Linked DNA regions of Mus musculus: region 1 is linked to region 2. The links are chromatin contacts, found by Hi-C in ENCODE. All regions are on one chromosome and are shown on one strand. Each heading gives the region's core, a stretch centred on a gene start or an enhancer-like site at or near the end of the contact. The rest is flanking DNA. Distances are from core to core; before and after follow the strand shown.

Region 1 (4,691 bases), core at 671-3,170, 180 kb before region 2:
GGTCTCCTATAACATGCCTCAGCCTTCCTTCAAGGTGGTGTGATTGCTCTCTCTCTCTCTCTCTGAAGGAATCTTGACTTGCATTTGGAAGAAAAACAGTGGCACATATTGCTCCAGACTGTGGAATGGCAGAACTGTCCTTCCTTCCTTCCTTCCTTCCTTCCTTCCTTCCTTCCTTCCTTCCTTCCTTCCTTCCAAAGTACTTCAAAGCCTCACTATATGCAAGGGCTCTGGCTAGACTCTGAGGTCGGGGCAGAGTCATTTAGTTATGTCTGTTTAATGAGGTAGTAAAGGGGATGAGGTCAGCATTATAGGGAAAGATTCTGACAGACAAATGCGGGTGACGACAGGGAACTATGGCAGCTCTGAAGCTGCCACAGACACCTGCAGTAGTAGCTGGGTGGGCTGCCTGTGATCCCACACCTCCTCCAGCAGCTGACCGACCTGTGCTCCCGAAGATTGTTTCCTCGAGTGTTTGTCAATAGCTTGACTCTATTTCTGATGTTGTATGGTCTTCTCAGACTTGACTTCTTTCTCTCCTCCCAGGCCCTCATCAGTGGATTGAGCAAAGCTGTGGCAGAGCAAATCCAGGTTTATGCACCACATTAGTTATCCAACAGACAAAGAAACATCTGCGCCACACTAGTTATCCAACAAAGAAAAATCCACACCACACTAGTTATCCAACAGACAAAGAAACATCCACACAGGGCCGGGGAGGCAGCTCCGTGGTTAAAGCACTTGCCTGGCACGCATGAGGACCTCAGATCCTCGGAACCAATGAAAATATTGAATCTGGAGGCCCATCTGAAAATTTAGCCTCTTGTAGTTAAGACGGAGGCTTCCTGAAAGCAATCTGGCTAGCAGGACCAGCCATGTCTAAGAGCTCCAAGTTTGATTGAAGGAACCTTCCTGCCTCAAAGAAAAATGTGGAAAAGCAACTGAGGGTGATTCTAGACATGAACCTCAGGCCTCTAGATCCATGTGAACATATGTGAACATTTACTGCCCCCACACGTGCAAAACATGCATGTGTACAGACAGACACACACACACACACACACACACACACACACACACACACACACACATGAATATTGGGGGACAGGAATAAGAAGACTCAATCAGTAGAGTGACCCAGGAGGAACCTAGGGAAGGCTTAGTGGACAGAGGGCTTAGAAGAATATAGCTCCGCCCATTCAAGGCTACTCTCTGTGAGCAAAGCCTCACTCAGAGGCTCACAGGTTCCTTGAAAGAAGTGGTGGGAGCCCCTTTGGACTGGGTTCCAAGATGGTGTGAGTCGAAGGGTGGGTCCTTCTGAGAACAGGAATGCTGCCTTGTACATTAATGCATTTTGATACACCCTCACAAGGCGCACACAGCCTTCCTCCTCAAACCCGCCATATCTGCAGGGAATAATCACTGTCACATAGTACAGCAAGAAATCCCGACCTCATGTTCCTCTGTCCAAAACCTGTGGGGAAGAAAAGCAAGGCTAGTCTACCACTTGTTCACACAGCCTTACACAGCGTGTAGCTGCTGGGGACAAGGAAGTGAAGGCCAAGCGGCCCCCAGCCTCTCTGACCCCAGCGGTTGTCACCATTGTCCATTGCTTATAAATTGTCAGAACAAACAGAAAACGTGAACTCAGACGACCTTGAGGAAGCCACAATTCAGGAAGGAGTCCGTGAGCCCTGGTCAGAAGCCTGTGCTTGGAGCAGCCTGGGTCCTCCCGGGTTGAGGTTCCCCCTGTGGCCTCAGCCCCTGTGTGGTGCTTATTGGAAAGTCTTGCCTTTCCCTTCACTTCCTCTCTCTCCTGTCTTCACCCTGAATGGGAAACAGCTGGCCAGCCTCCATCTTCCTTGAAGGTGGTTATTGAGTTCTGCCCGGTTTCGGTTTCATTTTCCTTCCGTATGCATTGTGCTTTGTCACTTACCAGGCGTCTAAGGTGCCGTGCAAGCAGGAAAACTCATTACTGCCACAATGACTGCTGCCTCTGTGCCTTCCAGGAGGCACGAGGCCTGTGGGCTGTAAGGCAATGAATACAACTAAAGGAGAGAAGAGGCGCATGCAGGGCGGGGGAGGGCAGGAGAGATTATATGGAAATGATTGCTTTTTTCAGCAAATCTGACGCTTGCCCTGACAGGAAGTGATTGAGAAAGTGGACACTGGTGGGCTAATTAGCCACTTGGGGAAAGTTAGACAGTATTTTTGTGCATGGCAAGAGGGATTTCCTCAGAAGTGGTCCCAGATCTGAGAAGTTGACTCCAGGGCAAGGCAGGTGCAGAGAGCAGCAAGACCCTGGAAGGGAAGCCTGACCTGCAGAGTAGGTGTCATGAAATATGACAAAGGCGAACCAGGGCAGTCAGAGGTCCCGGTGGGATCAATGACAATGTCAGGCCTTGCAGAAAGGCCTGGAGAAACGGTGAGGAAAGAACACTTACACATGTAGTCCACGCTTAATAAAAGAGTAATTCCAATGACATTGGATTAATAAATATCACTTCGAGAGATCGCTGCACCCAAGTTTAAGACGGAAAGAATATAAACTAAGGTAAACAGAGAAGAGAGAGAGGAGATGGGTTACTGGACGGGGAAATGCCAGTTTGTTTGTACCAGATCATTTCAGCTGTCCAAACCCACTGTCACCTGGACAGTAAAGACGTTGCTGCCTTTTGGCAGCTCCATAGACTTTTTTTTTTCTTTAAAAAGGCTTCTTTTGCAAAGTTGATTTTAACATAAGTCTTGAGCAAGCTTAACATGTAAAACCCCACTCAGGGCCAGTGCAGTTACGTTAGGGTTTTAATTTTCCCTTGCAGGCAGAATTTCTCTCTCTGCTGGTTACTGTACACGCCTGCCAAGAGCATAAAAGAGCCATCATGGGAAAGTGTTTCCAATGCTGGGAGCCAATCCAGGCCTGTCCCGGAGGCTGGTGGCCAATCAATGTGAGTGAGGACAGCTGAGGGGAGACGAATGTTCCTAGGCTTCTCGGGGGGTTGACAGCACCTCTGTGCATGACGGCTACTGCTGGAAAGACAAGTTTGTGGTGGTTTCCAGCGAGGTTTATCTTCGGAATCCGTTAGAGATTGTTTTCTGCCAGCAGGGATAAGCTCAAACTCAACCTTGGAGCTCAGAATGATGGTATGGACGCTGGCTCCTTTTTATACACCACCCAAGCCATCCTGACACCCCCCCCTTCAGAAACAGGAATTCCAGAAATGGGGGTGCAAGAAAGGAATGCAAGGGGTGCTTTATAGTAAATAGTATCTTTGCCTCCTTACCAGCCTCCCACCCCACCCCCTTCATACTGCTCTTGTGGTATTTAGAGTAACACCAGGCTGTCCTGAGTTGACAACTGCATTTGTATCCTGTGGTCTGGGCTGTATATTCAGGATAGATAAGATAGGAAAGAAAGACAAGGATTCTGAAGTCCCTCGAGATCATTCTGCTCACAAAAGCTTTTGTTTAGCTCCTGGCCCCGTTCAAAGGACAGTAGACTTAGAGGTTTCTATGCAAATGTGTCCTTTCCCCATTAAGAAAAGTGACCTTTATGGTAATATTGGAATAGCAACATCAATTCCTGGGTTAATAAGACTCTCTGGCCTAAAGGGAGGGTGTTCTAGCAGGAGGTAGAAACAGGGACGGGGCATTGCAACCTGTCCCTCCAGGGAAAGGATTTTCACAGTTAGGAAACCCTTTACTTTTGTCTGTCCCACTTGCTTATAAATCAGGGAACTCACTATTCAAGAGAGCTATGAGGAACTTTTAGTAATAGTTTCACATAGACCTGGGCATGGGGGCACTTGGGAGGCAGAGGCAGATGGATCTCTGTGAATTTGAAGCCAGTCTGGTCTACAAAGCAAGTTCCAGGACAGCCAGAGCTATGCAGACAAACCTTGCCTCAAAACAAAACAAAACAAAACAAAACAAAAGTTTCACATAAAAGTAATAGAGCTTGTTAAAGTACTAACAAAGCATAAAGGGTTATCACACAGGACACAGAAAAATTTAAGCCAGAGGCCAGGGACATGCGTGTTGATAAAAATCAACAGTAAACACAGATAGTAGTTATTGTTCATTAGCAAGAATATCCTTGCTAAAGTTGCAGCCTACACAACAAACACAAGAAAAAACTTTCTTGGAGGTGTGTTTAGATTCTTATCAAAGAGGCTTACCATGTGTGGATATTCCAAGTCATCACTAGGAGGTTAAAAACAGTGAGTTTCGGAATCTTGTCTTTGCTACATTGTGGGTTCTTCTTTTTTACCCCATCACCAGATAGGAAAGAAAGAAGGATAGAGGGGAGGGAGGGGAAGAGGGAAAGGGAGGGAAGGGGAGATGTCTAAATCTAATTTATTTTTGTTTCTTCTTTGAGCACAACTACTACCCCCCCCCCCCCCCAATGACCAACAACCACTCAGCTCACCAAATGGGACATTTGTACCTTCTGAAAAGTTCTCAGAATTTGAAACATCTTGAAATCACAGAAACTCTCAGTAGCTGGCAAAACTACGCCTCAGCGAGGGCAGGAGGCAAATTATAGTTGGCTGCTTCGAAGCAGCCCCCAGTCCCCACACCTGGGATTAAAACAAAAAAAAAATGTGTTTTCTCTCTCTCTCTCTCTCTCTCTCTCTCTCTCTCTCTCTCTCTCTCTCTCTCTCTGTGTGTGTGTGTGTGTGTGTGTGTTTTAA
Region 2 (5,211 bases), core at 1,944-4,443:
ACAATGGACTGGGAAGTTTTCATCTTAATTGTAAATTTCTACATTTCAATCAAATAGACTTTGATTTAATAGATGGCAATGAAGTTCAGCTATAATCAACCTGGCAAACTCAGTTCAGTGTCCTAAAAATCAGCCTTCTTCCTCTTCCAGTATAGGCTTTGAGAAGACCCCAAGGGTCACTGTGTACTCCAGGACTCCTGGGATGCCGCTATCAACTGTTACGCTGTAGAAATAGCTGTCATCAAATTAAAGGAAGATTGCAGCTCATCTAGTTCGACAGTCCCCTTTCCCAGCTACAAACACTGATCCCCAAAACTGGCTCCTATGCCAAGTCTCAGTTAAAAATTCAAGCACAGACTTCACCACGAGACGCTCACATGATAAAAAATGTATGGTTTCCTTTCAGTGCTCCAAATTTATGGTTGCTTTAAATGTCCAATAAAGAGTCTGATGGAATTTTAAAAGCAAAAAATTGTTATACCCATGGTAAGATTCTCCTTGCTAATCCTAGTTACATTAGAATTACAGGGGAAAGGCTCTGATTTGAATCATCTGCCTCTCTACCATCCTTTCTCAAATGTCCCCCATTTACATACACGCTCATTATTGATAATGTGGATTTACTTTCTTTAATATTATTCTATAAACTTTGGTGCACAAAAAAAGCATAGTAAAACATCTTCTGGGTACCAATAATCATTTCCTAAAATAAAACCAACCAGAAATACATGACTTCCAAGCATGGTGAGGGAGGTATTATTTTTTTAAAGTACATTGTTAGAAAAATGAAGAAAAACAACTGCCTTATGTCAACTCACATTCCTCAAAATAAAGGCACATGGACAACAGGGAGAGACATTTTAGCAACCTTCCCACTGTGGCAGGCTCTGCATGTTTGTGTTGAATTAATTACATGCTTAAATGATACACTATGCTAGCAGTGTATAAGCTTAGAATTAGTAACTTCTTAAAAGCAACAGTAAGTAACACTCGGTGTTCCCACCATCTTTCAGTCGGTATTTTCCAAGTAGAGTAACTGGAAAACAAATGTAGCAACTCAAAAATAAACACAAGGTAGCAACCCAAATGTTACAGTGAAGTGCCCAATGGCAACTTTTTCCAGACATTCTCAGTCACTCTTCCCACCACTCCCACCCCCAGCAGCATTTTGTTGCCACTACTTAAACATAGACTCCTAACCAAAACACCAGAATTCCAAAAGGAGATTTAAAGGGGCCGTAAACATGGGTCCACGCCCAACCTGCATTAACCGTGCGTGCCCAGTTGCAATAATTAGGAAGTTGCTAATAGTAAGGTAAATAACAAAAAGAACTTTACAAAACCAAACATAACTAAATTAGAGACTTATGGCAATGGAAAACTGTAACTTTGCTTTCTGAAATAAAACGGGGGGGGGGGGGTGCATTGTTGTCTGCTGTTTTAACAGTTGACATTCCTAACAGCTAAAGATGTCAGTAAAATGAACCCCAGTAGACCCAGCAGTAAAGTAATAGATTTCTCAACTCTTTAAAACGTTCCAGATAAACACAATCATCTTCATATTGCTTCACCTTTCTCCAGCTCTGCTTGGGAGGAAAACTATAAATAAAAGATACTGAGCCATTTTAAACAACTCTGTTAATTTAAGAGTGCAAAAACCACGCTGGCTTTCTGTCACTTACATTATGCTGAAAGGGACACCTGGGCATCCACTGAAAACAAAAGCAGAGCAGCAGGCTCAAGCTCTCTCTCTGAAGCTGGCTGACTGCAGTAGGTAAGGTCATGGTCAAAATTCACAAGCTCATTGAAACTTTCAAGGCTCAGCCAACAGCGCCTATCACGTTTCCTGAGCCCATCTAAGAAGATTAAAGCTGCAGGAGTTTTCTCGCTGTCAGATCAGCAGGACGCTGTTTCAGCCCCCCACACCGCAGTCCGCAGAGTCTGCAGCCGCGCACCTCCTTACATCCCTAGCTGTGCGCTAGACTAACCCTCCCCAACGCGCACCCCGACAGTCTTTTAAACAACCTCCAAAATGGATGTAATTAACTCTAGACCACCTCGAACTCGCGACCGCCGGGACCCCCTCCGACTATCACCACCAAGGCCATCCTTCTGCAGAAGTCTGTGACTTCTGCCTGGCTCCCCAAGGAGGGGAGGAAGCAAGGGGGAGGGAGGAAGACTCCCCGCCAGGAGGTCTGGAAAGGGCACAGCAGCTGGGCGATGCGGGAAGGGATGAAGAGAAGACGCTCAGCACCAGGGCCATATTTACGTTGCTTTTTTTTTTCCTTTGCCCGTCTTCCCCACCCCCACCCCCCACCCCCCCAAAAAAATTCTCCTAGAGTCTGACAATACTGCCTTTAAAGGAAAAAAGAAAGCTAAGCTCTCAAGCTGCCGCCCAAAATCTTCTGATTCACTCCAGTCCTATCTCCGAGAAGCTCCGGACTCTTCCTGACAGGGACAGGTTCACCTGCCCACCCGCTCAGGGCAGGAGGGCCCATCGGTCCCAGACAAGTGGAGCGATCGCTCGGACTGGGCCCTGAGCGGTTCCCCGCCAGGACTGATAGCTGAGACAGAGTCGGTCCCCGCACAAACTTCCCACTTCGCGGACAGCGAGCACCGACCGGCGGGAGGACGAATGCGGGACAGGACAGCCGCGGAGAGGCTCAGAAGCACAGAACAGAGAATGCTTCTCATCCTGCACCCTCCCTGGGTTCCAAAGGGAGCGCAAGCGCCGCCGGAGAAACCCAGGAGATGGACGCTTGTCGTGGGGTTAGGGGTACCCCAAGAGGCGAGTGGCCAGAGGGCCCGGGACCGACCGAGCTAGCCGGCTAGAGGTCCCCGCCCTGCCACCGCTGCAGCAGGAGGAGCAGAGCCGGGAGGCTGAGCCCGAGGAGCAAGAGGAGCGCGCCGCAGAGGAGCCTTACCGAATGGTTGACCCCCCACATGAGCACGCTGAGCAGCGGGTCGCTGGCCCGGAACAGCTTCACTTTCTGAGCCACGAAGTGCTTCTTCTTCGTCTTGGTCTTGCTCGCCAGGACGGAGGACCCCAGGTTGCCAGGGGTCGCCATGGTCGCAGTCTCGGTCCCCTCCACCGCCGCGCCGCCGAGGCCGGGGACCCGCCCTCCCTACACGCCAGCCCGGGGAGGCAGCTGCATCCCCCGGGGCGGCCGCCGCTGCGCGCCTGCTCCAGCCCCGCTCCGCCCGCGCTCAGTCCTGGGCGCTCGCTCCGCCCGCTCCGCGCGCTCGGCCGCTTAGGCTGCAGCTGCGCTCGCCTCGCGCCCCCGCCGGCTCCCGCCCGTCGCGGCTCGGCGCACAGCCCTCGGCTGGTCCAGGCGGCGGGCGGCTTCCGCGTTGGGCGCTAGCGTCATGACGCAGAGGCGGGCGGGGCAGCGGCGCCGACGGGCGGGGCGGGTGCGGATGCGGATGCCGGACCGTTAAGCTGTTCTGTGCGCTCCGCCACCGGTGCTAAGACGAGCACTCTCCTGGCGGCCGCGATCCGTCTGGGGAGGCTGCTGCGGAGTGTGGAGACTCGCGTGAGCATGCCTTTCTCGCTCCTGGGGAGGAGCAAGGAAAGGATACGGAGCCAAGGGAGCTCCGAGGAGGGAGCCCCCAGATGCATGGGGCAGCCAGGAATGTCCGGGAACCTCCGCTTCCCGTGCCAAGGGCTGGCGAGTTCGTGGGACCCAGAGCGCTTCTTCGGGGCCCCGGGCTTCCCCAGCATCTAGGGAAAGGACCTTGGCTCCTCTTTGTCAACTGTCTGCCAGGGAGTCCCCGCCTTGAACTTCCTAACCTTTTGTATCCTGGTTGGGCCTTCCCATGCTATCGGATACTAGAATGTCATTCCCAACCTACTCTGGGATTCTTCACTGAAACCCCTGCTTTAGTCAAGACAGCCATGCCCCAGTCTGGACCGTTTGCTTGGAACCCATCATTTTGCAGGCCACCCCTTCCTTCTCTTATTCTGGACATGCACCTTCTGATTTGAAAATGTTTAGCCTTTCACCACTACCACCCCACACTGAAATTAGTCGTCCTTACGCTGGCATTTGTTGTTGCAAGTCTACAGTCCTTAGATCTTTCAAGAAGACAAAGAGTAACGCCTGGAACAAAAAGGGAGCAGATCCTGTGCGGACCTTCCTTTTCTTCATTTGACCTTTCAGCACGGTTGCCCCCAAAATCCCCTTGGTCATTCTAACTTGTTAATACTATCCCCCCCCCCCCCCGCCCCGCCGCCGCAATGATTCCTTGCTTCTTCTGGTACCAAGCATCACCATTGTTAATGGCTAAAGGGGGTGAAGATAATAACAAAACCAGCCTAAATTAATGCTGAGAAGTCATAAACTTGACCCACAGTTCCACTAGTTGACCAAATCATTTAACCAGAGACTGATGTTATTTGTGTGACTAGGTATAGCCTGACACAAAGGTCACTTTAGGGACTATGCTATAGATTGTTTGTTACACTCAAAACCAGCAGTAGATAAAAGTACACAATGTTGCAGACCTGTAATCCTGGCCCTCAGGAGGCAAGGCTAGAGGATCAGAAATTCAATATAATCCTCAGGTAGGTAGGTATGTTCAAGCCAAGCCAGGTATCCATGAAACCCTGTCTGGGGGCGGTGGAGGGGCTGTGGGGCTGTACAGTCTTTATCTTACTGATAACTCATAAACTGTCGCCTGACCTCAGAAAAGAGTCTATCTAAACCAATTTTCATAGCTTGCCCACAGGCATCCTTTCACAAGAATCTACAACCAAATTCAGCACCCTACACAGCCTACAAGTTGTTTCATTTCTCTTCCTGTGTTGGAAATAAGCATTCATATTGTTGTTAACCAGTTGGGAGTTCATTTATTTAATAAATTCTCATTGACCCAGACTCAAGAGCTTCACATCATCATTGATTATTGCTCTTCATCACCCCTCCACAGAAACCTGTACCAGCCCTTGTCCTTGAAAACAATTACCCTTTCCTCCTGGTTGAAATGAATCCTTCCACTTCAATGCCTCTGTATCTCTTTATTTGTTCACAATAGCTGTAATGTACTTAATTGTATATTAATAATGCAAGACAATGGGCTTGCTGAAAAACTGAATTCAATGACAGCAAAGAGCTGGGTGAGCCTACAAGAACAGGAAATGGACACCTCTGGGCATTGTTAGGCAACCCTTCAAAGAGAAACCTGGGCACAGATGCACCAGAGGTCACCATC

The links. Hi-C counts contacts between places; a loop is a spot of excess contacts on that map.
Region 1: a loop to region 2 is called in a map of heart, with 2.9 times the contacts of the local background. The contact joins the enhancer-like site here to the promoter of Pip4k2a in region 2. A Hi-C loop is called at or near these places in 3 of 37 maps with a recorded cell type or tissue (all heart).

What each region holds. Positions count from the first base shown.
Region 1 is chr2:18,819,996-18,824,686 of GRCm38, forward strand. No RefSeq gene overlaps it. Among named protein-coding and RNA genes, the nearest start is that of Carlr, 21 kb to the left of the region's middle. Within about 2 kb of position 1,921, at least 1 of the 3 ENCODE cell types and tissues checked has a DNase peak (open chromatin) inside an H3K27ac peak, as active enhancers do; it is heart, where a contact is called at or near this core.
Region 2 is chr2:18,994,928-19,000,138 of GRCm38, forward strand. It overlaps Pip4k2a (phosphatidylinositol-5-phosphate 4-kinase, type II, alpha), which reads right to left and starts at 3,194. Exons shown (of 10, transcript NM_008845.4): 1 at 2,925-3,194. The coding sequence starts at 3,068. It overlaps 4930426L09Rik (RIKEN cDNA 4930426L09 gene), which reads left to right and starts at 3,392. Exons shown (of 1, transcript NR_024323.1): 1 at 3,392-4,877.